3 separate regions of the Homo sapiens genome follow, and all the other regions are linked to region 3. Evidence: read pairs that join two places in POLR2A ChIA-PET (ENCODE). Cell type or tissue: Caco-2. All regions are shown on one strand. Links, peaks and the distances in the headings refer to the core of each region. The heading gives the core; the rest is flanking DNA. Region 1 overlaps ABCA3 (ATP binding cassette subfamily A member 3). Region 2 has its middle 12 kb from the start of CCNF. Region 3 holds the start of TEDC2-AS1 (TEDC2 antisense RNA 1).

What was found. Peaks named below come from ENCODE experiments on the same cell type or tissue, not always from the same donor. Only the 100,000 strongest peaks of a DNase experiment are listed, where the experiment ranks them.
Region 1: POLR2A ChIA-PET joins it to region 3 with 7 read pairs; 6 of 35 experiments call an interaction of 5 or more read pairs at or near these places.
Region 2: POLR2A ChIA-PET joins it to region 3 with 5 read pairs; 13 of 35 experiments call an interaction of 5 or more read pairs at or near these places.

What each region holds. Positions count from the first base shown.
Region 1 is chr16:2,328,328-2,338,191 of GRCh38, forward strand. ABCA3 (ATP binding cassette subfamily A member 3) reads right to left here. Exons shown (of 33, transcript NM_001089.3): 2 at 1,321-1,527; 3 at 126-430. It also overlaps the pseudogene RPS16P7. Among named protein-coding and RNA genes, the nearest start is that of ABCA3, 7.5 kb to the right of the region's middle. In Caco-2, for the core only: no CTCF peak of the experiment used is centred there; no DNase peak of the experiment used is centred there.
Region 2 is chr16:2,411,960-2,422,889 of GRCh38, forward strand. It overlaps the pseudogene ABCA17P. Among named protein-coding and RNA genes, the nearest start is that of CCNF, 12 kb to the right of the region's middle. RefSeq lists enhancers at 10,400-10,449, 10,731-10,930. In Caco-2, for the core only: no CTCF peak of the experiment used is centred there; no DNase peak of the experiment used is centred there.
Region 3 is chr16:2,462,801-2,471,565 of GRCh38, forward strand. TEDC2-AS1 (TEDC2 antisense RNA 1) reads right to left here and starts at 5,413. Exons shown (of 1, transcript NR_135198.1): 1 at 2,150-5,413. TEDC2 (tubulin epsilon and delta complex 2) reads left to right here. Exons shown (of 10, transcript NM_025108.3): 9 at 1,239-1,429; 10 at 1,722-2,163. The coding sequence ends at 1,868. NTN3 (netrin 3) reads left to right here and starts at 8,497. Exons shown (of 6, transcript NM_006181.3): 1 at 8,497-8,765. It overlaps MIR6768 (microRNA 6768), which reads left to right and starts at 1,167; the gene lies at 1,167-1,238. RefSeq lists silencers at 4,862-4,911, 4,972-5,311, 5,322-5,371, 8,635-8,765 and enhancers at 5,819-6,362, 6,322-6,461, 6,622-6,701. In Caco-2, for the core only: no CTCF peak of the experiment used is centred there; a DNase peak (open chromatin) is centred at 4,901; H3K4me3 peaks cover 1,484 bases.

The DNA of each region.
Region 1 (9,864 bases), core at 2,551-7,550, 130 kb before region 3:
GAGACCAGCCTGGGCAACATAGCAAGACCCTATCTCTATACAAATAAAGTAAGAAAAAGGAACACAGACACTGAACCCAGAGTTAAGTTCATCTCATGAACTTCAAGAGTTCATGAGCTGCTAACCTGCTAGAGAAGTAGGTGGTCTGAGTAAGTTCAAGTAGGCGCTGCAACCCGCAGGAAATAGGAGAAACGTGCTCTGAAAACTGAGTGTAAAGAGGGCGAGGTGTGCAGACGTGGCTGCTCTGTCCTGGAGAGGCAGGGAAGGCGATGGAGGAGGGGCAGTCTAGAGAGCCCCTGGTGCTGGTCCACTCGCTACAACTGCAGGCAGAGAGGAGTCCTTCCCGCTCAGCGTCCTTCATGTGCGGAAAAGCCTCCTTGACTCACAGTGGAAGAGTTTCAGGTTCAGTTGCTCAGCTCCACACTCATGGCTGATCCAAACCCAACATCATCCATCAGCCAGGTTAAGATGCACGGGATAGAAAGGCAAACAATTAGCGAGTCATTCCTAGATCACCATGAGCTAGCGCTCCCCGACAATGACCCGGGAGACTCCAGCGCACGGGGAAGGGTTTTTTTTTTTTTTTAAATGACCCATTTTACTTTTGGTTTGGTTTCAGTCCATTGAAAATCATTTATATCAAGGCTCTTTTTAAATTAAAACTCTTGCTTTTTTTTTTTTTTAAGATGTGGCTGTTGATATCTAATAATATTCAAAATTTATGCTTTAAAGGGTAGTCAATAAATATTTACATGAAATACAACTGCAAACAGTTAAAAATTAATTTAAAATATGACTTTTAATGAATCATATTGTTAAAAAGTGAAGAAATTAAAGCTAAAATAGTATGAAGTGCTATTAAGGGGCAACTTAATAAATTATCCCAATTCTTTTAAAATTAATAAGGTAGAAGACCTGTCTCAAAGTCAGTTGCTGATGATGAATAAAACAGCAGTGACTTAAAGATACACATTAAGGCCTGTGGTTTATAAAAGGTTTCTAGAAGTGGTTTAGGCAAAAAGAAGAGGCCGGTGCCTCCATTTGGGGCCATCATCCCGGGGAAGTACACTCCAGATGGGCGTGGGGTTGGCTGAGATGAACGTTCTGCCTCTACCAAGTGAGGAATATAAAACCGTCACAGTTCAAAGAAGTCTTCTGGTTAGAGGAACAGACAACCTCCCTTACTGGAAGTCTGGCCAAGAAAGGAAAGATCCCCATGCTTAATCTTGTCCTCTCCAGTCCCAGGGCTGGGAGAGAAGGTCAGAAAGATAGACCACCCCCCTTCCCACACAGGCTGCAGGGCAGTACCAGGGAACTCACCTGGGTCCCAGAAGAGGCTCCACACAGCAGGTCTCCCTTCAGGACTACTGGGGAACTGGCCAGGAGGAGGCGGCTCCGCACAGAGGGCTCCGGGGTGGGGCCTGAGAGCCTCTGGAGTGGGGCAGGGCAACCCTGAGGTTTGGGAACACCGTGACCTCGCAGGACATCAGGAGGTGCCCAGGGCTCACAGGCATGACTCTCCAGCACCTTTGGACAGATGGAAGGTGTTTGAGTGTAATTTGGAAAATAATTATAAAACACCTCTTACCAAGTTAGAAAACAGAAGAGCAAAATAGATTTTGAGGATGTTACTTAAAACTGAGCAGATCTGATAAAAAATTTTGGATTTAGAAAATAAACACCTGGCCGGGCACGGTGGCTCATGCCTGAACAATTCCAGCACTTTGGAAGACTGAGCTGGGCGGATCACCTGAGGTCAGGAGTTTAAGACCAACCCAGCCAACATGGCAAAACCCTGTCTCTACTAAAAACACAAAAATTAGCCAGGTGTGGTGACGTGTGCCTGTCCCAGCTACTCGGGAGGCTGAGGTGGGAGGATTGCTTGAACCCAGGAGGTGGAGGTTGCAGTGAACCGAGATGGTGCTAACTCAGAGTCATCAGCTCCGAGATGACCCTGTCTCAAAAAAAAAAAAAAAAAGAATATAAGCTCTATTTTTTTTTTTTTTTTTGAGACAGAGTTTCACTCTTGTGGCCCAGGCTGGAGTGCCGTGGTGCCATCTCAGCTCACTGCAACCTCCACCTCCCAGGTTCAAGCGATTCTCCTACCTCAGCCTCCCAAATAGCTGGGATTACAAGCACCCACCACCACATCCAGCTAACTTTTGTATTTTTAGTAGAGATGGGGTTTCACCACTTTGGCCAGGCTGGTCTCAAACTCCTGACCTCAAGTGATCCGCCGACCTTGGCCTCTCACAGTGTTGGGATGACAGGTGTGAGCCACTGTACCCAGCTGAAACTCTGCTTTCCTGCTTGTAAGCACTCTGCTTCTACAACCTCCTCATCCTCTCCTGGCTTCTGGCAACACCACCCTTTTTTTTTTTTTTTTTTTGAGACGGAGTCTTACTCTGTCTCCCAGGTTGGAGTGCAGTGCCGCGATCTCTGTTCACTGCAAACTCCGCCTCCCAGGTTCACGCCATTCTCCTGCCTCAGCCTCCCGAGTAGCTGGGACTACAGGCACCCACCACAGCGCCCGGCTAATTTTTTTTGTATTTTTCAGTAGACACAGGGTTTCCCTGTGCTAGCCAGGATGGTCTCGATCTCCTGACCTGGAACATCACCCTTTTGCAGACGAAGAAACAAGGAGGAAATGCCTGGCCCAAAATCACACAGCAAGAAGCTGCCAAGTCAGGGCTTGAACCTTGGCTTGTTTTAACTTCCAAGTCTGTCTTCTAACTACTACACTACTACAACCTGTGGGTCCTAAAAACACAGAACAACTTCCAACTTCATACAAGTTTTGCATATCACTCCTAGAACATAACATCAGAAACTGAAAGGTAAAAAAGACCCCTAAGCCCCATCACCTTAATAGAAGTTTTCTTTTCTTTTCTTTTCTTTTTTTCTGAGACAGAGTCTCGCTCTGTCGCCGAGGCTGGGCACGATCTCGGCTCACAACAACCTCCACCTCCCAGGTTCAAGTGATCCTCCCATCTCAGCCTCCCAAGTAGCTACAGGCACATGCCACCACGCCCGGCTAATTCTTGTATTTTTAATAGAGACGGAGTTTTGCCATGTTGGCTAGGCTGGTCTCAAACTCCTGACCTCAAGTGATCCGCCCGCCTCGGCCTCCCAAAGTGTGGGGATTACAGGCGTGAGCCACTGTGCCCTGCCGAGGTTTTATCTCTGTGCCCCCACGGCACCCAGCTTGTTGCCTGATACGTGTGAGGCTTTACCTAAAGTCTCACTGAACACTACGCTTGCATCTGTTCTGTTTCAGCAAAAGGAGTTTAAAGGAAGAGATCCTAGAATTACAAAATCTGGCAAGTTTTTTGTTACAAAAGCAAATGTACACAAGAGAAAGAAGTTAATGTTCCTTCTGCACTTGACGCCGAGGCGGCAGAGTCTCCAGAAGTGCTGATGACTGAGGCCCAGGACCGGCCCCGGCTGAGCCCCCATCAGCTACTCTAAGTTAAACACTCAGGACTCCAGCCACTCCTAAAGCTGCCGCCTCTGCCCAGCAAGAGGACAAGAGCAGAGCTTCAAGAACTTCCCTTTGAAGAGGCTCTCTTCACTAGTCCCGGGACACAGTCAGGAAAGGGAAGGCAAACCTTTTCCCCTCTCTATAAAAGGTTTGCTTACTGTTAAAATATTAAACATCACACATATCATTGAGTATCTCAATGTTTGTTTTTTAGGTAAGCAACTGACTCGGTGCAGAGTGAGCGCATACTGCAGGCTGCTCATTTCTCAGAACTCTCTTGATGGCACAAATTCTTCTACAAATGGTCTTTCCAGTAACTGTTGTCAGCTCAAGAGCCATCGGCTGTGCCAGTTAACAAGCGCTGTGGCTCTTCAGGCGGCCAGTGCTCAGCAGCAAATTGGAGAAATCCCAAACTCCTCCATTTCTTTTTTTTTTTTCCTTGAAACTTTAAAATCCTTCAAAATCTGTTTATTATACAGGTGAATTTTGATAGTCACGATGGGCTTATCGGTAGGATTTCTAGTAGCGAGCACAGGCACCAGGGCTTCTAAACTTTTTGGACTCGCAGGGACGGGGATCAGCTACCAGCAGGGTCCGGTCATACAGGATGAGGATGTCTTTGATCTCCTTCTTGGAAGCCTCATCCATATACTTCTGGTAATAGGCCACCAGGGCTTTGGAGATGGACTGACGGGTAGCATAAATCTGGGCCACATGACCACCACCCTCCACACGGACACGAATGTCCACACCAGCAAATCGCTCCTTGCTGAGAAGCAAAACTGGCTCCAGCAGCTTGTACTGTAGCGTGGGCGGCTCAATCTTCTCCAGGGGCCGCCCGTTCACCTTGATGAGACCATTGCCGCGTTTGCAGTGTGCCACAGCTGTGGCTGTCTTCTTGTGTCCAAAGACCCGCACCGATTGCCTCCTCCATTTCTTTATTTGTGGTTTGCAGGTATTTTTGTGTGCACCATAGGCTTGAATTTGCCACCCAATTCCTATGTGCCCTTTTTTTTTTTACACAGTCTTGCTTTGTCACCCAGGTTGGAGTGCCGTTGCGTGAGCAGGGCTCATCGCAGCCTGGTGCTCCTGGGCTCAAGTGATCGTCTTGCCTCAGCCCCCTGAGCAGCTGGGACCACAGGCACATGCCACCATACCTGGCTACTTATTATATTTTTTGCAGAGATGGAGTCTTGCTATGTTGCCCAAGCTGGTCTGAAACTCCTGGCCTGAAACAATCTTCTTCCCATCTTGGCCTCCCAAAGTACTGGGACTATAGGTATGAGCCATGCTGCCTGGCCCTTATGAGCCCTTTCAAAAGAAGTTTTTATATCTGCATATATGGAGCAGAGGTCCCTGGGGGTGGTGGGTCTTGAGACCCATGAACAGAAGGGACAGGCCAGAGTGAGGGGCACAAGACCCATTACGCCATGTGTTCCTGTTGTATTCTGAGCTTGGTTACACCTCCCTCCATGAAAGCCTGTCCACAAAGGCATAGAGAAATCCACTCATGGAAAGAAGGGGGCCTTGATAAAGCCACAGGTGAACCGCCCCAAGATGCACAAAGAGAGCCGCCAACCATGGCTCTGCTCGCTTTGCCACAGGTGTGGTGCTGGTCACATTTGGTGCTTTTCCTTCAGGGGAGGACCCAACATCCCAATATTGACACCAGGAGTCTGCAACAGCCAGCCAGCATCAAAGATCCGCGTGTATGCGCACTGAGGCACGGAGGACAGTCAATTAATGGAGGCCGGTAGAATCCATGGTCTTTTAGGGTATACAAGACAAAAAAGCATTTGTTCATTCAACAATTGCCAAGTTTTTGCTGTCTGATGGGCACTTGTACAAGGTACTAAGGATTTGGAAATGAAAATAACATTCTTTTTTTTTTTTTTTTTGAGACGGAGTCTCACTCTGTTGCCCAGGCTGGACTGCAGTGGTGTGATCTCAGCTCACTGCAACCTCCGCCTCCTGGGTTCAAGCGATTCTGCTGCCTCAGCCTCCTGAGTAGCTGGGATTACAGGCGTGCGCCACCATGCCTTGCCAATTTTTTGTATTTTTAGTAGAGACAGGGTTTCACCATGCTGGCCAGGCTGGTCTCAAACTCTTGACCTTGTGATCCACCCGCCTCAGCCTCCCAAAGTGCATGCTGGGATTACAGGCATGAGCCACCACGCCTGGCCGATGATAACATTCTTAATCCAAGGAGTTCACAGTCCCTGAACACTTGCATGCACTGTAATTGCTGTGACGGATGCTAAATAAAGTATGGCAAGATTCAGGAGAAGACAGGAATTAATTGCGTGTGTGAGACAGCGAGCAAGACAGGGAGATGGCCCGGGAGGGTGATGGGGGGAGGTGACATGGGAAGCCGGTCTTGAATGACTCATTAGTTGGGACAGGAAGGACATTACAGGATCCTGGAGACAGACTGTGTATGGGGAGCAGCGAGTCATTCCGAGTGGCAGTGCAGAGAATGAGCCAGGAAAGGCGCAGACCCTGGGCCCATGTCATCAAGGCGCTGGATGTTGCACCAAGAAGGGAGCTCGGGGTGTGTCCCAATGGGCAGTGATGCTGGGTGAGGGTGACTGGTTTTGTTTAATCCTTTATCTAGGACATTATCTTTTTTGAGAGACGGGTACACAGTAAATATTTGAAAATGTCTAATTCAATGGATCCTGTGGATGAAATGCCCAAACACCAGTAATTTTTTTTTTTTTTTTTGAGACGGCATCTCGCTCTATCACTCAGGCTGGAGTGCAGCCCGATCTTGGCTCAATGCAACCTCCGGCCCCCAGGTTCAAGTAAGTGATTCTCCTGCCTCAGCCTCCCAAGTAGCTGAGGAGTACAGATGCCCGCCACCACACCCAGCTAATTTTTTGTATTTTTAGTAGAGATGGAGTTTTGCTATGTTGGCCAGGCTGGTCTTGAACTCCTGAACTCAGGTGATCCACCTGCCTCAGCCTCCTGAAGTGCTAGGATCACAGGTGTGAGCCACCGTGCCAGACTTAAATATTAGTTCTTTTTTTTTTTTTTTGAGACGGAGTTTCACTCTTGTTGCCCAGGCTGGAGTGCAATGGCGTGATCTTGGCTCATGGCTACATCCACCTCCTGAGTTCAAGCGATTCTCCTGCCTCAGCGACCTGAGTGGCTGGGATTACAGGCACTCGCCACCACGCCCAGCTAATTTTTGTATTTTCAGTAGAGACGGGGTTTCACCATGTTGGCCAGGCTGGTCTCGAACTCCTGACCTCAAGTGATCTGCCTGCCTCTGCCTCCCAAAGTGCTGGGATTACAGGTGTAAGCCACTGTGCCCGGCCCTAAATATTATTAATATATAAAAAAAGCAGGCACATTTATAGAGTATGGTCCTCACCCCTTCCCAGTGGTCTCCAAATGGGGTGGGCTAGACAACCTGCAGCAGTGAAAAAGTGATGAAAAAATCTACTTGTAAGTATTTTTCTTTAAAAATGTGAAAAAAATGGCTTCACTGATTTGTTTGTTTGTTTGTTTGTTTCCTGTAGGGACAGGATCTCAGTCACACACAGTTATCCCGGCTGGAATGCAGTGGTGTGATCCTCCTGCCTCAGCCTCCTAAGTAGCTGGGACTACAGGCATGTACCACCACACCTGGCTTTTTTTTGTAGAGACGAGTCTCACTATGTTGCCCAGGCTGGTCTCAAACTCCTGGGCTCAAATGATCCTCTTGCCTCAGCCTCCCAAAGTGCTGGGACCACTGGCATGCGATACCACACCCTGCCAGCTTTACTGACATTTAATACTTGGACAGACCCTGGTGTTCACGCTGGCTTGTATGTCAGCAGCCGTGGCATCCTGACTGAGGAGGAGGCACCCTGTGATGTGGGGAGTGATGGTGGGCCCTCACCACAAGTCTACTTTAAGCATCCTAGGCGTGTTGGAGTTTACAAGTTTCAGAGCTTTCCAGTTGTGGTCAATTAAAACAAACAAACAAACCACAAAAACTCAAGACCCTTAAATAGCGAAAGCTTTACAATGCTTCGCAGTGATGTGGAAAATGACCATGAGTATCTTTTGTGTGACTTGGAGGTTTACTGGTCATTTCATGGCTTAGTATTTCAAAGAGTCAGAGAATTTAAGGAGAAGGTACAGATTTTCTTTTGTGAAAAGTTCCAAATCCGGAGACATTTTTTCGTTTTTAATGACAAATGACTGCAGCAGTGTGTCATCTACCTTTTTTCTTTTAAATAGACACAACGTAATCTGTCCCTTCAAAGAAAAAGTGACAGTATATGAGAGTTACAGCTTTTCAAAAAGAATCTGTACCAAGAATAGAGCATTTGTGAAAACAGACGTTTGAAGAGGTTTCCACAATTACGTGACTGCGTTCCCAATGATGCTACAAGCGTACTGTCTATATGAACATTTACACCCGCACACCAAAACATCTTCAACACCAGAATCTCCACCTACCCTGATAGCCCCTGAACATACCCAGCCCAAATTCATCAAGGGCCCTCAGATGATGGGTAAATGAAATTGAAAAACAAGTACCCTGCCTCGTAAGCACAGGGTCTGTGCCTTTCTCTGTATCATGTTAATGTGTAAATGCTGTTAATAACTAGGGCCTGAAATATACAGAACTTTTTTTTTTTTTTTTGAGACAGAGTTTCACTCTTGTTGCCCAGGCTGGAGTGCAAAGGTGCAATCTCGGCTCACTGCAACCTCTGCCTCCCAGGTTCAAGTGATTCTCCTGCCTCCGCCTCCTGAGTAGCTGGAATTACAGGTGCCCGCCACCACGCCCAGCTAATTTTTTTTTTTTTTTTTTTTTTTGTAGAGACGGGGTTTCACCATGTTGACCAGGCTGGTCTAGAACTCCTGACCTCAAGCAATCCACCCACCTCGGCCTCCCAAAGTGCTAGGATTACAGGCGTGAGCCACCTCGTCTGGCCAATAAACAGAACTTACAATTGATCTTAAATGCTGGGACTTAGGATTCAATGAGAGTTTATAAATGGGATGTGGACACATGGCTTTCATCTTTAAAAAGCATGTTTATACAATAGTTTTTGTAGCATTCATATGTTGGATAAATTTAATCATGTTTATTTCACCTCTCATCCTTTTTTTTTTTTCTCTGTTAGAGACAGGGTCTTGCTCTGTTTCCCAGGCTGCAGTGCAATGGCATCATTATAGCTCACTGCATTCTTGAATTCCCAGGCTCAAGCGATCCTCCCTCCTCAGCCTCCACAGTAGCTGGGACTTCAGGTGCACGCCACCATACCTGGCTATTTTTTTTTTTTTTTTAGTAGAGACAGGGTCTCACTATGTTGCCCAGACTGTTCTCAAACTCTTGGCCTTAAGGGATTGTCTCATCTCAGCCTCCCAAAGTGCTGGGTATACAGGTGTGAGCCACCATGTCTGTCTGGCCTTCGTCCCTTTAAAAGATCCAAATTTGTATATATTTCTATGTCCATAATACATCAGGACAGTAATTGTAATTTATAACACATAATATATATTGGGCTGCATGTTTACATTCATTCTTTTACACATAACAGTACACATGAAAAAAAAAGTCTGAGGCCTTTTTTTTTTTTTCATGCAGGGTCTCACTCTTTTGCCTAGGCTGGAGTATAGATAGTGGTGTGATCATGGCTCACTGTAGCCTTGACCTCCTGGCTCAAGTGATCCTCCCACCTCAGTCTCCCAAATAGCTGGGACCATGGGTGTGCACCACCATGCCCGGCTAATTGTTTGATTTTTTTTTTTTTTTTTTTAGAGATGGGATCTTGCCATGTTGCCCAGGCTGTTCTTCCAACTTGTGGCCTCAAGTGATCCTCCCGCCTTGGCCTCCCAAAGTGCCAAGATTACAGATGTGAATCACTTGCACTGGCCAAGGCCAATTTATAACCTCAGTGGCCCTTGTGGGGATGAGGTAGGAACAAATGCACAACCCACAGCCATTGGCTGAGAGCTGGGGAGGCTGGTTTGAGGCTGTGGCACTGGCATCGCAGGCCCTGATGGAGCCCTAGCTTGCTGGCGCTCATACTCAGCACCACAGGCGCTGCCTGGAGTTGGAGGCGGCTGCCTCCCTAGGATCACAGGCTCTGCGTTTACAATGAAGCTCTGGCAGGGGTTCATAGGGTGTATTTTTAAGCCAGAGACGTGGTTCCAAAGGGAGCTATCGGGACAGACTTCCACAAAATCTCTGCTACTGCCTGTTTCCCTAACCCTTGCCGTGGCTTCAGTCCCGTTCTCCAGCCAGCTAGCTGTTCTGCCTCCCTAGGTGCAGGAAACGAGGTAATGAGGCAATGGAAAGTCCCCAGAGGGAGGTAACCATGGATGTTCTCCAACAAGCAAGTTAGCAAGGACCTCGTTACACGGCTCCCGCAAAGGCACCT
Region 2 (10,930 bases), core at 2,445-7,444, 51 kb before region 3:
GCTGCGGCTGTGCTCCTGATTTTCCCACACACACCGTGTTCTTGCAGATCCTCCCGCGTGAACAATTGGAAAGAAGTAAAGTGACAGATTCGAGGAGCATAGCAGAAGAAAGATACTTAGGTCTTAGAGGTTGAATGACTATAGAGGAAGAGGAGTCAGGGAGAACCAGTTTTCTGGTCTGGAGGCCTGGGAGTCTGATGTTGTAATGATGGATATACAATAACGTGGGTTAGGATAGATAATAGAAGATATGCCCTTTTCTTCCTGCAAGCAGAGTTAATATTTTCTATTCTCTTCGCATAGCTAGGCTATGCAACAATCTCAAAATCCTTGGATTATACATTCCTAATACTTCCAGGGCACTGCCTGGGGATGGCTTTCACCAACTTATATTACAACTCTGAACTACAGAGGTTTTGCAGTGTCAAGAACCTGAGTGATATTGAGTGTAATGAAGTCTGTGAGTATTGTAAATGGAATTTGTTAATTACATTTTTGTTGAAACATAATTCATATAAAATATGCCCTTTTAAAGCTTACAAGTCAGTAATCTGTCATGAGATAAGAGTTTTTTTAAAAAGAATAAAATTTACAAGTCAGTGGTTTTTGGTATATGCAGAGTAACCTTCCCCACTATCTAATTCTAGAAAATTTTCATCACTCCAAAAGGAAACCCTATACCCATTAACAGTCACTCCCCATTCCCTTCTTCCCCCAGCCCCTCGCAATCACTAATCTGCTTCCTGCTGTTATGAATTTGCTTGTTCTGGATATTTCACATAAATGGAATAATACAATGTGTGAGCTTTGTGTCTGTCTGCTTGTACTTAGAATAATGTTTTCAAGGTTCATCCATGTTGTAAGAGGTGTCAGTGCTCCATCCCTTTGCGTAGCTGAATGTTAGTCCATTGTATGGTTTCACCACAATTTATCTTTTCATCTGTTGATGGACATGTGGGTTGTTTCTGCTTTTGCTATTACGAATAACAGTATTATAAACATTTGGATATGAGTTTTTATGTGAACATGTTTTCAGTTCTCTTGGGTATATACCAAGACTATATTTGCTAGGTCATATGGTAACTGTGTTTAGCATTTTGAGGAACTACAAAACTGTTTTCTACATTAGCTGAACCATTTTACATTCCTACCAGCAAAGTCTGAGGATTCCAGTTTGTCCACATCCTCTCCAACGCTTTAAAAAATTATTTACTTTTTAAATTATAGTACAATATACATAGCATGAAATTTCATTTATCAATTTTTTTTCTTTTTTCTTTTTTTTTTTTTTTTTTTAGACGGAGTCTTACTCTGTCTCCCAGGCTGGAGTGCAGTGGTGCAGTCTCAGCTCTCACTGCAACCTCTGCCTTTTGGGTTCAAGCGATTCTCCTGCCTCAGCCTCCTGAGTAGCTGGGATTACAGGCATGCACCACTGTGCCTGACCTCCTTTCAACATTTCTTATAGGGCAGGTCTGGTGGTAATTTTATGCCCCCTTTTCCAACATTTTTAAATTCCTTTTAAAAATTGTATTATAAAGCCATGTACAGTGGCATGCATCTGTAGTCCCAGCTGTTCAATCTGTAGTCCCAGCTGAAGTGGGAGGATCGCTTGAGTCTAGGAGCTTGAAGCCAGCTTGGGCAACATAGCAAGACCCCATCTCTTTTTAAAAAAAATTATTATAGCTATTCTAATGAGTATAAATTAGTATCACATTGTGGTTTTGGTCTTTGTTTTCCTAATGACTAATGATGTTGAGCATCTTTTCATGTGCTTATTGGCTATTTGTATATCTTCTTGGGAGAGCTATTTAGTCAAATCCCTCCTCCATTTTTAATTAGGTTATTTGTCTTTTTTCTTTTTATCAGGAAGTTGTAAAAATTTTTTTTTTTTTTTTTTTTTTTTTTTGGACAGGTCTTACTCTGTCATCCAGGCTGGAGTGTAATGGCATAATCACGGCTTACTGCAGACTCGACCTCCTGGGCTCAAACCATCTTCCCACCTCAGCTTCCTGTGTAGCTGGGACTACGGGTGCATGCCACTGTGCCCGGCTAATTTTTTAATTTTTTGTAGAGACAGTAGTCTCACTATGTTGCCCAGGCTGGTCTCGAACTCCTGGCCTCAAGCAATCCTCCTACCTCGGCCTCTCAAAATGCTTGCAGGCATAAGCCACCACACCCAGCCAATAATTCTTTACAAAGTTGGATACTAGACCTTGTCAAATATATCATTTTCAAATATTTCCTCCTATATTGCAGGTTGTCTTTTCACTTTCTTGACAGTGTCCCTTGATGAACAAAAGCTTTTAATTATGAAATTATGACAAAGACCAATTTATCTATTCTTTTCTCTTTTGTGTTTTTGATTTAAGAAATTATTGCCTTATGCAAGATAGGGAAGTTTTACCTCTACATTTTCTTCTAAGAGTTTTAGCTTTTTTTTTTTTTTTTTTTTTTTGAGATGGAGTCTTGCTCTGTCACCCAGGCTGGAGTGCAGTGGCGGGATCTTGGCTCACTGCAAGCTCCACCTCACGGGTTCACACCATTCTCCAGCCTCAGCCTCCTGAGTAGCTGCGACTACCGAGTAGCAGGCACCTGCCTGCTACTACGCCCATCTAATTTTGTTTTTGTATTCTTAGTAGAGACGGGATTTCACCATGTTAGCCAGGATGGTCTCGATCTCCTGACCTCGTGATCCGCCTGCGTCGGCCTCCCAAAGTGCTGGGATTACAGGCATGAGCCACTGCGCCCGGCTGAGTTTTAGCTCTTACATTTAGGCCTTTGATTCATTTTAATTTTTTATATGGTGTTAGGTAGAGATCCAAATTCATTCTTTTGCATATATGTGTAATTGTCCCAGTGCCATTTGTTGAAAAGACAAAAGTTTCTGTTTTGGTGGAAGATTTTTAACTACAAATTCAATTTCTTTTCTTTTTTTTTTTTTTTTTTGAGATGGAGTCTTGCTCTGTCACCCAGTCTAGAGTGCAGTAGCACAATCTCAGCTCACTGCAACCTCCACCTCCTGGTTCAAGCAATTCTCCTGCCTCAACCTCCCAAGTAGCTGGGATTTCAGGCGCATGCCACCATGACTGGTGAATAGTTTTTCCTTTTTTTTAGAGGTAAGGTTTCACTTTTTCCCTGGAACTGCAGGCAGGTGCCACCATGCCAGTCTAATTTTTGTATTTTAGTAGAGATGGGGGTCTTGCTATTTTGCCTAGGCTGGTCTCAAACTTCCAGGTTCACGTGATTCTCCTATAGATTCCCCAGAAAAGAGCAGCAAACAGACTTGGCCTCTGTCCAAAGGGAGGGTGCCTTCGGGGGCTGCTGGAGCAGCATGTTCCCTGATAATCAGTGCTGGTGGGTGGTAGAGAACAATGTAACCACCTGCTAGGGGACAGTCAGGATTCCTGTGGCCACATGCCCAGCACAGACTTTCAAACAACCTTTGGGCCCCTCCCCTCATTTTTTTTTTTTAAGAAAGAAGGTCTTGCTCTGTTGCCCAGGCTGGAGTGCAGTGGTGCAATTATGGCTCACTGCAGCCTAGAACTCCTGGACTCAACCAGTCCTCCCACCTCAGCCTCCTGAATAGCTGGAACTATACAGGTGCACACCACCGTGCCTGGCTCAGAAGTATAGTTTTCTACCTTTATGATGTGGAAGACCCTCCAGAGCTTGCCATGAAACCCAGAAACGACAAAGTAGTATATAATATTTAAATACATAAACATTCAAGTCTATATAAGAAAAGACACATTAACTGATGTTAAATAACGGAAATACTTGACACATACATAAAGGACAAAGACACATACATATATATACATACACACATATATATATATCTCCATCATATAAATCAGTGAGAAAATATGAACAATTTGTTAGTAAAAAATGGGCTGAAGAAATAAATGGGCTATTCATAGAAGAAAAAACATCCAGTGCCTAATAACCATATGAAAATATGCCTAATTTTACCTAAGGATTTATAGACAGATAATATCTAGTATTATCAACAGAATCGGAAATAGGCATCCCCATAGGCTATTGGTAAGATCAAGCTTTTTGGAGGACAATTTGGCACTATTTATTAAATTTTAAAAGTGCACCCCTGGCGGGGCGTGGTGGGTCACGCCTGTAATCCCAGCACTTTGGGAGGCTGAGGCAGGCGGATCACGAGGTCAGGAGATGGAGACCATCCTGGCTAACACAGTGAAACCCCATCTCTACTAAAAATACAAAAAATTAGCCGGGCATGGTGGTGGGTGCCTGTAGTCCCAGCTACTCGGGAGGCAGAGGCGGGAGGCTGAGGCGGGAGAATGGCGTGAACCCGGGAGGCGGAGCTTGCAGTGAGCAGAGATCACGCCACCGCACTCCAGCCTGGGCCACAGAGCGAGACTCCGCCTCAAAAAAAAAAAAAATTAACCAGCACACTCACTCTGAGGGAAGCTAAGTGCCATTGCCATGTCATGCAGACACCTAGGTGGCCCTGCAGAGAGGTCTGTGTGCTGAGGAGCAGTCAGAAAGTACCTGAGACCTGCCAGCCACTTGGAAACAGCTCCTTTAGCCTTCAGGAGACTTCCAGCCCAACTGACAGGTTAGCAGCACCCCATGAGAGACCCTGACCAGCACCACCTAACTAAGCTGCTCTGAGATTCCTGATCTAATGCATAGAAACCATGAAATAACAAATTACACCCACGTTTTGGAGTAATTTGTTATGCAGCAACATATGACTAATCACATAGGAAGGATACAGTGCGAAGGCTTAATATGTGTGTAACAGAAGTTCCAAAAGGAAGGGCAGACAAGGCAACATTTGAAACCACATGGCTAAAACTTTTCAAAATGTATGAAAGACATCAATCACAAATGAAGCCCTATTAGCCCCAAGCAGGATAACAAAAAGAAATCAGCCCCTAGGAGCAGTATAGTAAATTTGCTGAAAACCAAACACAAGAAAAAGTCTTAAAAGGACCCAGAGATAAAACGTGGAGTCCCTTCACAAGAGCAACAGTTACACTGGCAGCTGGCCCCATCACAGAAATAATAGAGGCCAGAAGACAATAGAATGATACATTGTAAGTGATATAAGAGGAAACAACCTACCTAGAGTAAAGTAACCCATAAAACTACACTTAGGAAAGAAAGTTTTGTTTGTTTGTTTGTTTGTTTGAGATGGAGTCTCGCTCTGTTGCCCAGGCTGGTACAGTGGCATGATCTAGGCTCACTGCACCCTCTGCCTCCTGGGTTCAAGCGATTATCCTGCCTCAGCCTCCGGATTAGCTGGGATTACAGGTGCCTGCCACCACACCCAGCTAATTTTTGTATTTTTAGTAGAGACGGGATTTCACCATGCTGGCCAGGCTGGTCTCGAACTCCCACCCTCAGGCGATCTGCCCTCCTCGGCCTCCCAAAGTGCTGGGACTACAGGTGTGAGCCACCAGCACCCGGCCAGAAGGTATTTTTAAAAAGACCTTCAGACAAATAGAAGCTGAGAGAATTTATCACCAGCAGATGTATGCAAAAGGAGATAATAAAGAGTAAGTTTCAGGCAGAAGGAAAATGATCCCAGATGGAAACTCAAAGATTCAGAAAGGGCTAGGTGCGGTGGCAGAGCTCATACCTGTAATCCTATCACTTTGGGTAGCTAAGGCAGGTGGATTGCTTGAGGCCAGGAGTTCGTTCGAGACCAGCCCAGGCAACACAGTGAGACCCCCATCTCTACAAAAAATAACAAATTAGCTGGGTGTAGTGGCCTGCTCCTGTAGGCCCAGCTACTCCAGAAGCTGAAGTAGGAGGTTCACTTGAGCTCAGGATTTGAAGTTATGGCAAGCCATGCTCATACCACTGCACTCTAGCCTGGGTGACAGAGCAAGACCCTATTAAAAAAAAAATACAGAAAGGATGGCTGGGCGGGGTGGCTTATGCCTGTAATCCCAGCACTTTGGGAACCCAGGGTTAAAAAAAGGAGTAAAAAGTGATTATTTATTTTTTTATTTTTTTTATTTTTTTTTGAGACAGAGTCTCGCTCTGTCGCCAGGCTGGAGTGCAGTGGCGTGATCTCGGCTCACCGCACCCTCCACCTCCTGGGTTCAAGTGATTCTTCTGCCTCAGCCTCCCGAGTAGCTGGGATTACAGGCACGCGTCACCATGCCCGGGTTATTTTTGTATTTGTAGTAGAGATGGGGTTTCACCGTGTTGGCCAGGATGGTCTCGATCTCCTGACCTCGTGATCTGCCCATCTGGGCCTCCCAAAGTGCTGGGATTACAGGCATGAGCCACCGTGCTGGGCCAAGTGGTTGTTTTTTTTGTTTTTTTGTTTTTTTTGTTTTTAAAAGGGAGATGTGTGGCCGGGCGTGGTGGCTCACGCCTGTAATCCCAGCACTTTGGGAGGCCAAGGCAGGTGGATCACGAGATCAGGAGATAGAGACCATCCTGGCCAACACGGTGAAACCCCGTCTCTACTAAAACTACAAAAAAATTAGCTGGGTGTGGTAGCACGCGCCTGTAGTCCCAGCTACATGGAAGGCTGAGGGAGGAGAATCGCTTGAACTTGGGAGGTGGAGCTTGCAGTGAGCCGAGATTGCACCACTGCACTCCAGCCTGGGCAACAAGGCGAGACTCCGTCTCAAATAAAAAAAAAAAGGGGGGGGATGTGTCAGTTTTGACTGAAAGCTATAATAATAATGTCTTATGAGGTTTAAAATACATATAAAAGTAAAATACATGACAACAATGGCTTTAAGTCAGGAGCGGGTAAAAGAAGTTAAAGTATTTTAAGGTCCTTACCTTACTCATGAATACGGTAAACAGCTAATGATATCCATTGCTAAGTCAAGGATGCGTGTTTTAATCTCTAAAGGAACAACCCATGTAATAGGAGAAAGGAGTACATATTTTTAAGCTAATAGAAGGGAAAAATAGAAAAATGAAAAAAATAATATGATCGAAGAATTGAGAAAAAGGAACATAGAACATATGGGCTAGCTAGCCCTGAATAAGATGATAGATTTAGGCCAGTCATGGTGGCTCACACCTGTAATCCCAGTAATTTGGGGGGCCCAGGCGGGAGGATGGCTTGAACCTAGGAATCTGAGACTAGCCTGGGCAACATAGCGAAACTCCACCTGTACAATAAATTTAAAAATTAGCCGGGTGCAGTGGTGTGTGCCTGTAGTCCCAGCTACTTGGGAGCTGAGAGGATCACTTATGCCTAGGAGGTTGAAGCTGCAGTGAGCCATGATCACACCACTGCCTTCCAGCCTGGGCAAGAGAGTGAGACCTTGTCTCAAAAAAAAGTTTTATATATATATATATATAAAATACATATATTATATATATATATTAGATTTAAATCCAAACATCAGTACTTACATTAAATATAAGTGGACAAAGACTCCAGTTAAAAGATTAAAATTATCAAAAAGGATACTCAAAAGGTTAAACATAGAATTACCATATGACCCAGCAATTCCATTCCTAGGTATATAACCAAAAGAACTGAAAAACCTACATCCGCACAGAAACTTGTATAAGAATGTTCATAGAACTGGAAATACCATTTGACCCAGCCATCCCATTACTGGGTATATACCCAAATGACTGTAAATCATGCTGCTATAAAGACACATGCACACGTATGTTTATTGCGGCATTATTCACAATAGCAAAGACTTGGAACCAACCCAAATGTCCAACAATGATAGACTGGATTAAGAAAAGGTGGCACATATACACCATGGAATACTATGCAGCCATAAAAAATGATGAGTTCATGTCCTTTGTAGGGACATGGATGAAATTGGAAATCATCATTCTCAGTAAACTATCGCAAGAACAAAAAACCAAACACCGCATATTCTCACTCATAGGTGGGAATTGAACAATGAGATCACATGGACACAGGAAGGGGAATATCACACTCTGGGGACTGTTGTGGGGTGGGGGGAGGGGAGAGGGATAGCATTGGGAGATATACCTAATGCTAGATGACGAGTTAGTGGGTGCAGTGCACCAGCATGGCACATGTATACATATGTATCTTACCTGCACAATGTGCACATGTACCCTAGAACTTAAAGTATAATTAAAAAAAAAAAAAAGACAGTAAGTTCCTTATTAAGGAAAGGTTATTCTCTTGTCTGAGTGAGAATTATGTTGAAAGATAAATAACCTTTAAAAAAAAAAAAAAAAGAATGTTCATAGAAGCATTACTCATAGTGGCTAAAAGTGGAAACAACCCAAATGCCCATCAACAGATGAATGGATAAACAACATGTGGTCTTGCTGTATGATATGGAATATTCCTCAGCCATAAAAAGGGATGAAGCACTGACATACACCACAACATGGATGAACCAGAAAACCAGACACAGATCATATGCTGTGTGATTCCATTCATATGAAATGTCCAGAATAGGCAAAGCCATGGAGACAGGAAGCTTATTAGTGGTAGTCAGGTGCTGGAGGTGTTAAAGGGAACGCGGAGTGACTACTCATGGGTACAGGGTTTCTTTTGGGAACAATGAAGTGTTTAAAGTTGAGTGTGATGATGGATGTGAACGTGCTGAGAGCAGTTGAACTGTACACATTGGTGAATTATGTGGTATGTGCATTGTATCTTAATAAAGCTGTTATAAAAAGAAGGAGGAAAAGGGGGAAGCCCCACTCTGGGAACCAAAGCCGGGCCCTTAGTTGTGTGAGGTCTCCGTAACATTCTTCCACACTGACAGCCGTCTCCCTTACCTCTCTTTCACTAAGCAGACACTCCATGTGGTTTCCTTTCTTTCCCTCCCTCCCTCCCTCCCTCTCTCTCTTTTCCTTCCCCTTCCTCTCCCCCTTCCCCTTCCTCCTTTCTTAGAGTCTCCCTCTGTCTCCCAGGCTAGAGTGCAGTGGCATGATCTCAGTTCACTGTAACCTCTGCCTCCTGGGTTCAAGCAATTCTTATGTCTTAGCCTCCGGAGTAGCTGGGATTGCAGGTGTGTGCCATGTTCGCCAGGCTGGTCTCAAACTCCTGGCTTCAAGTGATCCACCTGCCTAGCCTCCCAAAGTGCTGGGATTACAGGCGTGAGCCACCGTGCCCAGCCTCCATGTGGTTTTCTGTTTTGCACTCTGTAAAATCCTTCCCATCCTCCAACCTCAGGCAGTGGAGCCCAGGGTTGTCCAGCTGTTTGAATAGGGAGAAGAGGGGAGAAAATAGGAGGGAAAAACAGTGGTTACTTCTCAGAAATGGCATCCCACTCTTTCCAGCACCTGGGAGTAGATGAACATGGACACAAACCAGGGTGGTCAGCTGCAAGTTCAGAAAGGCAAAAACCTGAGGTCAGGAGTTTGAGACCAGCCTGGCCAACATGGTGAAACCCCCTCTCTACTAAAAATACAAAAAATTAGCTGGGCGTAGTGGCGTGCACCTGTAGCCCCTGCTACTCAGGGGGCTGAGAGGAGAATGGCTTGAACCCAGGAGGCAGAGGTTGCAGTGAGCTGAGATCACACCACTGCAATCCAGCCTGGGCAACAGAGTGAGACTGTCCCAAAAAAAAAATAAATAAATAAAAGCGAAAGCCTGGAAATGAGTCAAATGAAATTTTTAAACAGCTAAATGAAATCTAGAAGCCTTCCCTGGATAACTAAGAAGCAGTTAAAATAAGTGGGGGTAGATCTGTATTTACTGACCTAGGAATATCTTTAAGACATAATATTGAGTAAGAAAAGCATGTTGGCTGGCCACGGTGACTCATGCCTGTAATCTCAACACTTGGGGAGGCTGAGGCAGGTAGATCATGAGGCCAGGAGTTCGAGACCAGCCTGACCAACATGGTGAAACCCTGTCTCTACTAAAAATACAAAAATTAGCCAGGTGTGGTGGCGTGCACATGTAAACCCAGCTACTCAGGAGGCTGAGGCAGGAGAATTGCTTGAGCCTGGGAGGCAGAGGTTGCAGTGAGCCAAGATCACGCCACTGCACTCCAGCCTGGCGACAGAGCGAGACTCCATCTCAAAAAAAGAAAATAAAAAAGAAAAGCATGTTACAGAATGGTAGATATGGGATGATACCATTTGGCAAAAACAGCACCCAGCCAGTCCTGAGCAAGGAGCACAGGCCCACGCAGGTGCCTTTGCCAACACAGAAGTGTAGAGGGTGCACAGCTGCCTGGCCACAGTGGGCTGAGCCAACAGACTGCAGGAGTCTTTGCATGAATATTTTACAAAGAAAATCTATTTGCAGATTACATGCCTAATAGAAAATATTTCTAAAGGGGAAAAAAGCAAAGCAAGCCTCTTGTATTGACTGGATGCTTCAAAGGCACCAGGAAGTAGGGAGGCACTGTGTGCTGAGGTTTCACACTGGGTGGGCTGGAGGAGGAGCCAAACAAGCGCTCCACCCTGTCCACAACACCAGCAGCAAGGGCTGTCCCAGGCTCCCTTACATTACTCTACTTCCACTCACAGCCCCTTAGTAGTGTGCCTGTGCATTCACATGGCAGATGCGGGTAGTGGCAGAGGCAGCAGCCTGGAGCAAGACCAGCAGGTGTCCAGGCCCTTGCCTCATTGGAGGCTTGGTGAGCCTGGTGGGAGGAGGTTTCTTCTGACGTGCCTCCCTCTCCGGGCTGTTTTCTGACCCAGGTATGGCGGTGGATTGGTTACTGTCCTCAGTTTGATGCTCTGCTGAACTTCATGACAGGCCATGAGATGCTGGTCATGTATGCCCAGATCGGGGGCATCCCAGAGCACCCCATCAGTGCTTGTGTGGACCAGATTCTTGAGGATTTAGTCATGTACATGTACGCCAACAAGCTGGTCAAGACCTACAGGTGAGATCTGGGGCTTCCTTCAGGCCCTCCACCTCCAGTTACAAGATAAGTTCCAGTTCTTCCCAGACCTGGAGAGCAGGGCAAAGCCCCCAGCTCTGGGCATGAGGTCACTGCGCAGGTGG
Region 3 (8,765 bases), core at 2,269-7,268:
CTTGTCTGCGCCTCAGGGAAGGGTGAGCAGCCCAGGGACCAGATGCAAGTTGGTGGGCCCCTCCACCCCTCCCACGCCACTCCCCAGTGTGCTGGGTCCTCACCAGTCGTCCTATGGGAGCAGTCAGCCTTCCTCTCCTCCTCAGGGCAGCTCTCCCACCTCGCTGCTCCCCGCACACAGAACCTCATTGCTCTGAGCAGTTGCTTATTCACCCAGTTGTTGAAAAACTAGCATGTGAGGGCCGGGCGCGGTGGCTCACGCCTGTAATCCCAGCGCTTTGGGAGGCCAAGGCGGGTGGATCATGAGGTCAGGAGATCAAGACCATCCTGGCTAACACGGTGAAACCCTGTCTCTACTAAAAATATAAAAAAGTAGCCAGGCGTGGTGGTGGGCGCCTGTAGTCCCAGCTACTTGGGAGGCTGAGGCAGGAGAATGGCGTGAACCCAGGAGGAGGAGCTTGCAGTGAGCTGAGATTGCGCCACTGCATTCCAGCCTGGGCGACAGAGTGAGATGCCGTCTCAGAAAAAGAAAAAGTAGCGTGTGAGGCCGGGCACAGTGGCTCACGCCTGTAATCCCAGCACTTTGGGAGGCCAAGGCAGGCGGATCATTTGAGGTCAGGAGTTCAAGACCAGCCTGGCCGACATGACGAAAGCCCATCTCTACTAAAAATACAAAAATTAACTGGGTATGATGGCGCACACCTGTAATCCCAGCTACTTGGGAGGCTGAGGCACAAGAATTGCTTGAATCCAGAAGGCAGAGATTGCAGTGAGCTGAGATTGCACCACTGCACTCCAGCCTGGGTGACAGAGTGAGACTCCGTCTCCAAAAAAAAAAAAAAAGAGAAAGTAGCTCGTGAGAATCAGCTCCTGGGAGGTGACTCGCCTGGGATTGCGTGAGGTGGTTATTTATAGAACTTGTTTCCTCCTTTGTATTTTCTAATTGCTTGAAGTTTTAAGAGTGAAGATACATCATTTGTCAAAAGGAAAGACAATCTCATAAAAGTCATGCATAAACACAGTAAAGAAATTAGGCAGGCAGAGGGCCACCCCACAGAGGACTCCCTGCCAGCAAGTCCAGGCCCAAGACACACCATCTTGCATGGGGCTGTCCTGAAAGCCCACCTTTCTCCTAAAGGCAGGGCAGGTGGTGCAGATGCGGGAGGGCCAGGCACACAGGAAAAGCGGGGCCCTGGGTTCGGCTGCTACCCCAAAGGCCACATTCTCCTGTGCACACAGCGGTGGCGGAACAGCCACCAAGACCATGTCCTGTGGGGAGGCCCCCCGGAGCCTCGCCGTCCTGTGGGGGTAGAGCGGAGCCTGCATGGAGCCCCCAGCTGCTTGTCTACTCCAGCACCCAGGAGCTGCAGACCCTGGCGGCCCTCAAGCTGCGAGTGGCTGTGCTGGACCAGCAGATCCACTTGGAAAAGGTGCTTCTGGAAGAGGAGGTGGGGGTGCAACAGAGGTCCGCAGCCTTGAGGACCCGAGGGTAGGGGCTTGACTGCTCCACCCCCCAGGACCCAGGAGGATGGGGGCAAGCCTGGGGTCTGTGTGTGTGGGTTGGGAAGTGCATGGGTCAGACGGGGCTGGGACGGCAGGAGGGAGCCTGGAGCCTCAGAAGGAGGGAGGAGGGCTGAAGCATGGGGGCCTCGAAGCCTGTCCCAGGATTGCCCCCCGCCTAGGTGCCCCTGAGACCTTGGCCCTGCCCTGCCCTGCCCCCAGGTCCTGATGGCTGAACTCCTCCCCCTGGTAAGCGCTGCACAGCCGCAGGGGCCGCCCTGGCTGGCCCTGTGCCGGGCTGTGCACAGCCTGCTCTGCGAGGGAGGAGCACGTGTCCTTACCATCCTGCGGGATGAACCTGCAGTCTGAGCCTTTCCCATGCTGCCCTCGGCCTGTTCAGATGGGGATTGGGGGTGTCTTCCCTGGCACTGTGCTCGGGGACCCAGAGATGCCTGTGCTTCCCTGGGAAACCTGGTGAACTGGACCAGGTGGCCTCACTGGCTCTTCTCAGGACAACTAAGCCTGCTGGTCAGGGCTGGCTTTCAGCCTTCCTAAGGCTCCTGGACTCCAGAGGCCAGCGGGGAGCCTTTCCTGGCTCCCTCTGTTTTCTCTCACTGTAGACCAAAGAGCCGCTTGTGTGATATTAAAGCCACTTTAGAAAGCATTTGTGTTTATTTATGTTTTTGAGACAGTCTCACTCTGTCGCCTAGGCTAGAGTGCAGTGGCGTGATCTCAGCTCACTGCAACCTCCGCTTCTGGGTTCAGGCGATTCTCCTGCCTCAGCCTCCCGAGTAGCTGGGACTACAGGCTTCGGCCACCACGCCTGGCTATTTTTTTTTTTTTTTTTTTTTTTTTTTTTTTAGTAAAGATGGGGTTTCACCATGTGGGCCAGGCTGGTCTCAAACTTTCGACCTCAGGTGATCCTCCCACCTCACCCTCCCAACGTGCTGGGATTATAGGTGTGAGCCACCGTGCCTGGCTGAAAGCATATGTATTTAAATCATGCCAAGGTAGGACTTGGTGAGCCCTTGTTGTTTCTTTATGATTTTATCAAGTTATATCACTGGTTGATACATGTCATGCTGAAAAAGAATATATCAAGTGTATTTATCAAGATTATAAGTGGGCCGGGTGTGGTGGCTCACGCCTGTAATCCCAGCACTTGGGGAGGCTGAAGTGGGAGAATTGCTTGAGGCCAGGAGTTTGAGACCAGTTTGAACAACAGTGAGACCCCATCTCTACACAAAATTTGAAAATGAGCCGGGCATGGCGTGTCTGCCTGTAATCCCAGCTACTTGGGAGGCTAAGGCGGGAGGATCGCTTGAGCCTCGCACTTTGAGCCTGCAGTGAGCCATGATTGCACCACTGTGCTCCAACCTGGGTGACAGAGCGAGACTCTGTCTCGATATCCCTTCTGTATAAAGGACGGGACAAGGCCACTCAAGGCAGGCCCAGCATTGCTGAAAGCCCTGCCCCCTGTAGGCTGTAGGCTGTATGCATTCATCGGAGGACACGAAAACCACAAGGCCATATTGGAGAACAGGCCGGCCACTGTCTCTGCCACAGCCACACGGCTCTGCTTCCCACTGTCTCCTGGTGCCCATGCCCAGCTCCCCCTCCTGGCGCTGGTGCTGGGGCAGGTGTGGGGTCACCGGTTCACACTGAGCCTCCACCAGGAAGGGCCTTTTACCTCTTCACCCTTTAGCCACTCCACTCTCACCTCCTCCAAGCCTCCTTCCCTTCCCCAGGAAGGCAGGAAAGAGCATGGGTCAGGGTTGGGCCCTCTGCAGCCACAGAGGTGTTTGCAACATGACTTGTTTCTTGCCCTGGGACTGGGCAAGATTCTCAAGGAGTCAGCCCCAGTTGTCCAGGTTTGTCCCCACTGTCATGCTGGGTGATGGTGGTGATGACCTCAGGGGCCGGCATAGAGATTACTTGATGTGGCATCTAAAGTGCTGGCCACAGGCTGGGCGTGGTGGCTCACACCTGTAATCCCAACACTTTGGGAGGATGAGGCAGGCAGATCACCTGAGGTCAGGAGTTCATGACCAGCCTGGCCAACATGTTGAAACCCTGTCTCCATTCAAAATATAAAAACTAAAGGCCAGGCACGGGGGCTTATGCCTGTAATCCCGGCACTTTGGGAGGCCAAGGCGGACGGATCATGAAGTCAGGAGATTGAGACCATCCTGGCTAACACGGTGAAACCCCGTCTCTACTAAAAATACAAAAAATTAGCCAGGCTTGGTAGTGCGCATCTGTCATCCCAGTTACTTGGGAGGCTGAGGCAGGAGAATCGCTTGAGCCCAGGAGGTGGAGGTTGCAGTGAGCCGAGATCACACCACTGCACTCCAGCCTGGGTGACAGAGCAAGACTCCGTCTCAAAAAAAAAACCCTGCTGGCCACAGAGGCCGTGGTGTTGGCCATGGCCAGTGCTCGTAGTGTTCTTTAAACGAACCTGCACTGAGGGCCCGAGGCATCCCAGACATTTTGGGAGCTGGGGCCAGGTGCTCTGTGTGGACAGTGCCGGAGCTCCACCAAGCGCTGCTCTGGGCAGGGACCTGCGACAGGGAAGATGACCGGCCTCTTCACCAAGGTGCCCCCCCTGGACAGGGCAGCAGGACAGGAGGTGGATGACACCTGGAGAAAGCCGGGTCTTCTGAGAACCAGATGGAGCGTCGCAGGTAGGTCGTGCTTGTAAAGGGCCTTATAGTCCAGCGGGCCAGAAACACGCTCGGACCCAGAGTCCCAAGTTGAGGGCTGCTGGGGACCAGATGACAGAGACCAAGACAGGAAACCAAAAACCATGGTCCTCGTTGCATTGAGGGGGCGCCTCCAGGGACAGGGCAGCTCCACCCCCTGCCACCGCAGCCTGGCAGCAGCCCCAGGGTCGCACCCCTTGTGCAGATCAGCCAGCCTCGCCCCTCCCGGCAACCCCATTGCTGCCTCCAGGCTTATGCCCAGGTGCCTCTATCTGCAGGAGCCACTGACTCATTTGAAACCCCCAACCACGCTGCGACCGTACACCCCCGTGGCTTTCCAGAGCAGGTGGTCTCTACCTGACGTTATTTCACTGGCTGACTTGGCTCATGGCTCATCCCCCATGCCTACTGGATGTCTGCCTCAGGAGGACAGGGGTGCTATCCCCCCTACCCCGGCCAGGCCCTGATGGGAGCCAGATGTGCACTGACTCAATGATCCACCAATCCCGGGGGCCAACCCAGAGGACAGTGGTGTCCTGGAGCAGGGAGGCGGCCTAGATAGCTTTGTGGGGGTCCTGAGGAGGCCCCAACACAGGAGTCCAGGGCGGGAAAGACAAGCCGCCTCCTCGGACTAACGCCCGCCCACCCCGATTCCCCGCCAAAACCCAGAGGTAGCAGCTGACTCCTCGGGCTCCCGGCTGGCGTCACCGCCTCTGGAGCCAATGGGCTCTGACGTGGCGAGCCTGGAACGCCACTGGGACTGCGCGGGCGTCCACACCACCCACCGAGCGCGGCCACCGCGTTGGCGGCATGAGCGCGCTCGAGCCTCCCCCAGCGGCGCCCGCCTCGCCCCCCGGGCCGGGTCTGGCGCACCCGGAACCCCCCGGGGCCCTGCGCGCCCTGCTCTTGGCCACCGGCGGCGCTGGGGGCTCGTGGCCTCGCTGCATTCTGCCGTTCGGTGCCGTGGCCGTGCTGGCTGGTGCGGCTGCCACGGCCATCACCTTCTCGCTGCGGGGACCCCGCCTGGACCTGGCCCAGGGCTCGTCGCTGGCCGCGCTCAGTGCGGGCCTGGGGCTTCTGACCGCCGCCTTCCTGTGCTGGCGCGCTCGGCGGAGGCGAAGGGCCGGGCGCAGGGAGCCGGGGGCGCCCTGAGCCGCGGGCGAGGCCCCCTCCCATCGAGGTCACCGCGAGCCGGCCGCCCCTCCCTCCAACCTCGCCCCGGCCGGGCGGGCGCAGTGCCAAGCGTGGTCGCAGAGGCCGCCCCCCACACCCCATCCCCAAATCGTTTCTTCTGGAACCCTTTGGGCAGAGAAGGCCACCGGCCGTTTCCCTCCCTCCCTCTCTGCTTTCCCTCTCTTCCCTCCTCCGTCCAACGTCGCATTTCAGCTTTTGACTTGGCGCGCAGAGCTGGCGCGACCGCAGAGCGGCCTGGCTGGGCAGCGGTCTGCGAGGCTGGGGGATCGACCCGGCGCGAGGGTGCTGGGTGCAGGGCAGCGCGACGCGGGCTCGGCCACACCACCCGCCGTTGGGAGCCGGCGCTGTGTCTGCTCCTGGGCTGTCTGCCTTCGGAGCTCGGTTGGAAACCCCCCGAGGCATAATAGGCGCTCGATAAATGTGCAATAGGTGAACATGTGGTGGCTTGCAGGCGTCTGGGGGGAGACAGCAGGTTCTGGGCTGGGCAGGGAATTATTGGATCAACGGGCATCTTACAGGAAAGACTCTCAGCTCCCTGCCGCCTAGGACTGTCCAGCCCATCTATGCCCTCTCCCCAGCCTGTGCCCCAAAGCTGGAGCTGCCACTCTAGGGGTGAGGGGTGGGGTGGGGAGGGGGAGGCGAAGCACTGCGGCCTGAGTTGCAGGTGGGGGGAGGGGAGGCGGAGCTTCTTTGTTGCAGAAGGTGCCAGGAGGGGGCAGGGCCAGTGGAGAGGTGGGAGGTGGGAGAGGCCCCAGCCAGGGGCTGGGACAGGTGGCTGGGTCCCTGGGGAGCAATAAGTCCCGCTTGGGCGCTGTGGGGAGGCCCTTCCTAACTCCCAAACACCATCTGTGAGGGCTGGGGGTGGGGGCAGAGTAGCGTGTGCAGAGGACTGTTCCTGGGGAGAGGCCCTGTGACCAGCGGCCTCCTCCCTGGGGAGCTGGCGGTACAATGGCCCTCTGGGCCCACGGCCTCCCGCCGCTGCTGCTGACCCAGATGAACAATTGGGGCAGGGCTGAGCCCCAGGCACCTACTTTCCCCCACCCCAGAAGCCACCAGACGTTCTGCAGACCCCAGTCCTGGCTCACAGGGAAGCTGAGCTGGAGACAAAGCCAGCCCCTCTGATGAGGGTGGAAGAGGCTGCTGGCCACTGTCCCTCTTGCAGCCTGGCTGGCAGCCAGTCTGGCAGTGGCCCTGACGTCCAGAGACAGCTTGGGTTTCCCCAGAGGCTTGTCTCTGGCCAGTGGGACCCCTCTGTCAGGCCTGGGCTTTTCTCTCCACTGTCCCAGAATGATGATCTCAGCCCCCATAGTCCCCCCAGGGTTCCTCCCACCCTTAGGGTGGGGTGTCGGGGGGTGGGGGTTGGGAGCCAGAAGGACCTTGAAGAGGGTGGTTGGGACGTTTCAGGTTCTAAGCTTGACCCACAGAGCGGAGCGTGAGCCCCGTCAGGTTGAGGTCCCTCAACTTGTAAAGGACACAATTCCCATTCTCTTTATCAGGAAGCTGAGGGGCAGGGGCCCTGTGGCAGAGAGAGAGCCCCTTAGCCCTCTCTGTTCAGTCCTCCGGTGCCCCCATCCCTGTGCATCTGTGGCTGTCACATGCAGATGTGTGGCAAGGAGAAGGTGCCCACCAGCCAGTGTCAGTTGCTCCAGGAGCCAAGCCAGGTGCCCTATCACCCTGTCTTCCCGTTCCTCCCCTCCATGGTCAGGCCCTCCTGCTCCCTCCTCTGGTCCTTCAGTTTCCCCTAGGAGGCTTCCGTGTCCTCCTGCCCCTCCTCTCCCCAACAGCGGGATGCGTCTACCTCTCCATTCTCTTCCTCCTGGTCCTTGCTCATCTCTGGTCGTGTCCAGGGTAGCACCCACGTGGCCTCCTCCACCAGCTGCAGGCCTGGCCTCCCATCTGAAACGGGGCATTCAGGCCTCGATGCTGGCCCTGCACGGAACTTGTTCCCTGCCCCTCCCTGGGATGCTTGGCCTCCTCTGTCAAGGACCTGAAAGTCGGAGGGGAGGAGGTTTCTCTGACCAGAGCTGTTCCTGGACCCTCTTTGGTGGTGTCGCTCCCAGGCACAGCTACCCCATCCCCAGCTAGTCCCCAGGCCACCCAGCTGGGCTTCTGCCTCAGTTTCCCTGCCCAAACGTGCTGTGACGTAGGGCAGTGGGCTCCGGGTTGCGACCAGCCCCTTCCCATGATTAAACCCTACTCCCTGCCCCTGCAGAGGGGTCCTCAACAGCTAACCAAGCCCCCGAACCCCAAGAAGCCACCCCATCCCACCCTCCAGCTTCCATGTCCTCCCTGCCAGCTGGGCCCGTGGCAGAGGTGCCCCTAGAAACTTGCAGACCCAGGGAGCTTTGGGATCAGAATCTGGCCTGGTGCAGGGGATGCTGGCCTCATGTCTTAGCCCAGCTCAGGCCCATGGGGGTGCCCCCCTTCCTCAACATGGGCAGGAGACACTCCAATTTGTGCAGCTCTCGACTTGGGCCTGATGCCACTTGAGACTCATCAAATCCAACAGCTTCAGAGCGCGTGCTGAGTAACAGGCATCTGGCAGGTGAGGAAACAGGAGCCCAAGACATGCAGCCAGAAATGGGGCAGTTGGATTCAAAATTAGACCTGACCGAATCCTGGGTTCCTTCTACTCGAGTAGATGCTGCTTTGGGGATGACCCTTCAACTGGTGGTTACTTGGCTTCCCTACCTGGGGAACATCCAGGGCCTCTGCTGTCAGACCCGGGGCCTTGCCTGCCTGATGGTCTTCAGGGAGGAGGCGACCCAGACCCCCGTCCAGCACGTGGCACAGCCCCAGGAGCAGTAAAGACCTGGCTGTGGGCCCAGGACCCTGCTGGGTGGTCCCCCACGGGCTGCGAAGGCTGAGCTGCCCCCCTCCAGACCCCTCCCGCCAGCGCATTCCTGGCTCCCCGGCCCCTCCCCTGGCTCCCGGGCCTCCCAGCCCCCTTCCCCGCTGGCCCAGCCCGCGTCTGAATCTGCTTCTGATTCCAGCTCTGCGATGAGGCCCCCTCCCCTCCCCTGCCTCCTTCCCGACCCGAGCAGCCCCGCCCCCGGCTGGGCCCGGGCTTGCGCCTGCTGCGCCCCCCACCCCCTCCTGGCACAGCTCGTCCGCCCTCGCTGCAGCCGGGAGGAGGCGGCGGCCCGTGCACCGCAGGCCCCGCCCGCCCACGGCCCTTCCCGGGAGGCCGGGAGACCTGCTCCGCCCGGCCCTCGGTGGGTGAGTGCGAGCGGCGGGTGGGGCCTCCGCGGGCGGAGGCACCGGGAGCGGGGGCGACGCCTGTCATCGCTCTAGGCCCAGCGGGAGGACGCGCCAACATCCCCGCTGCTGTGCTGGGCCCGGGGCGTGCCCGCCGCTGCTCCCACCTCTG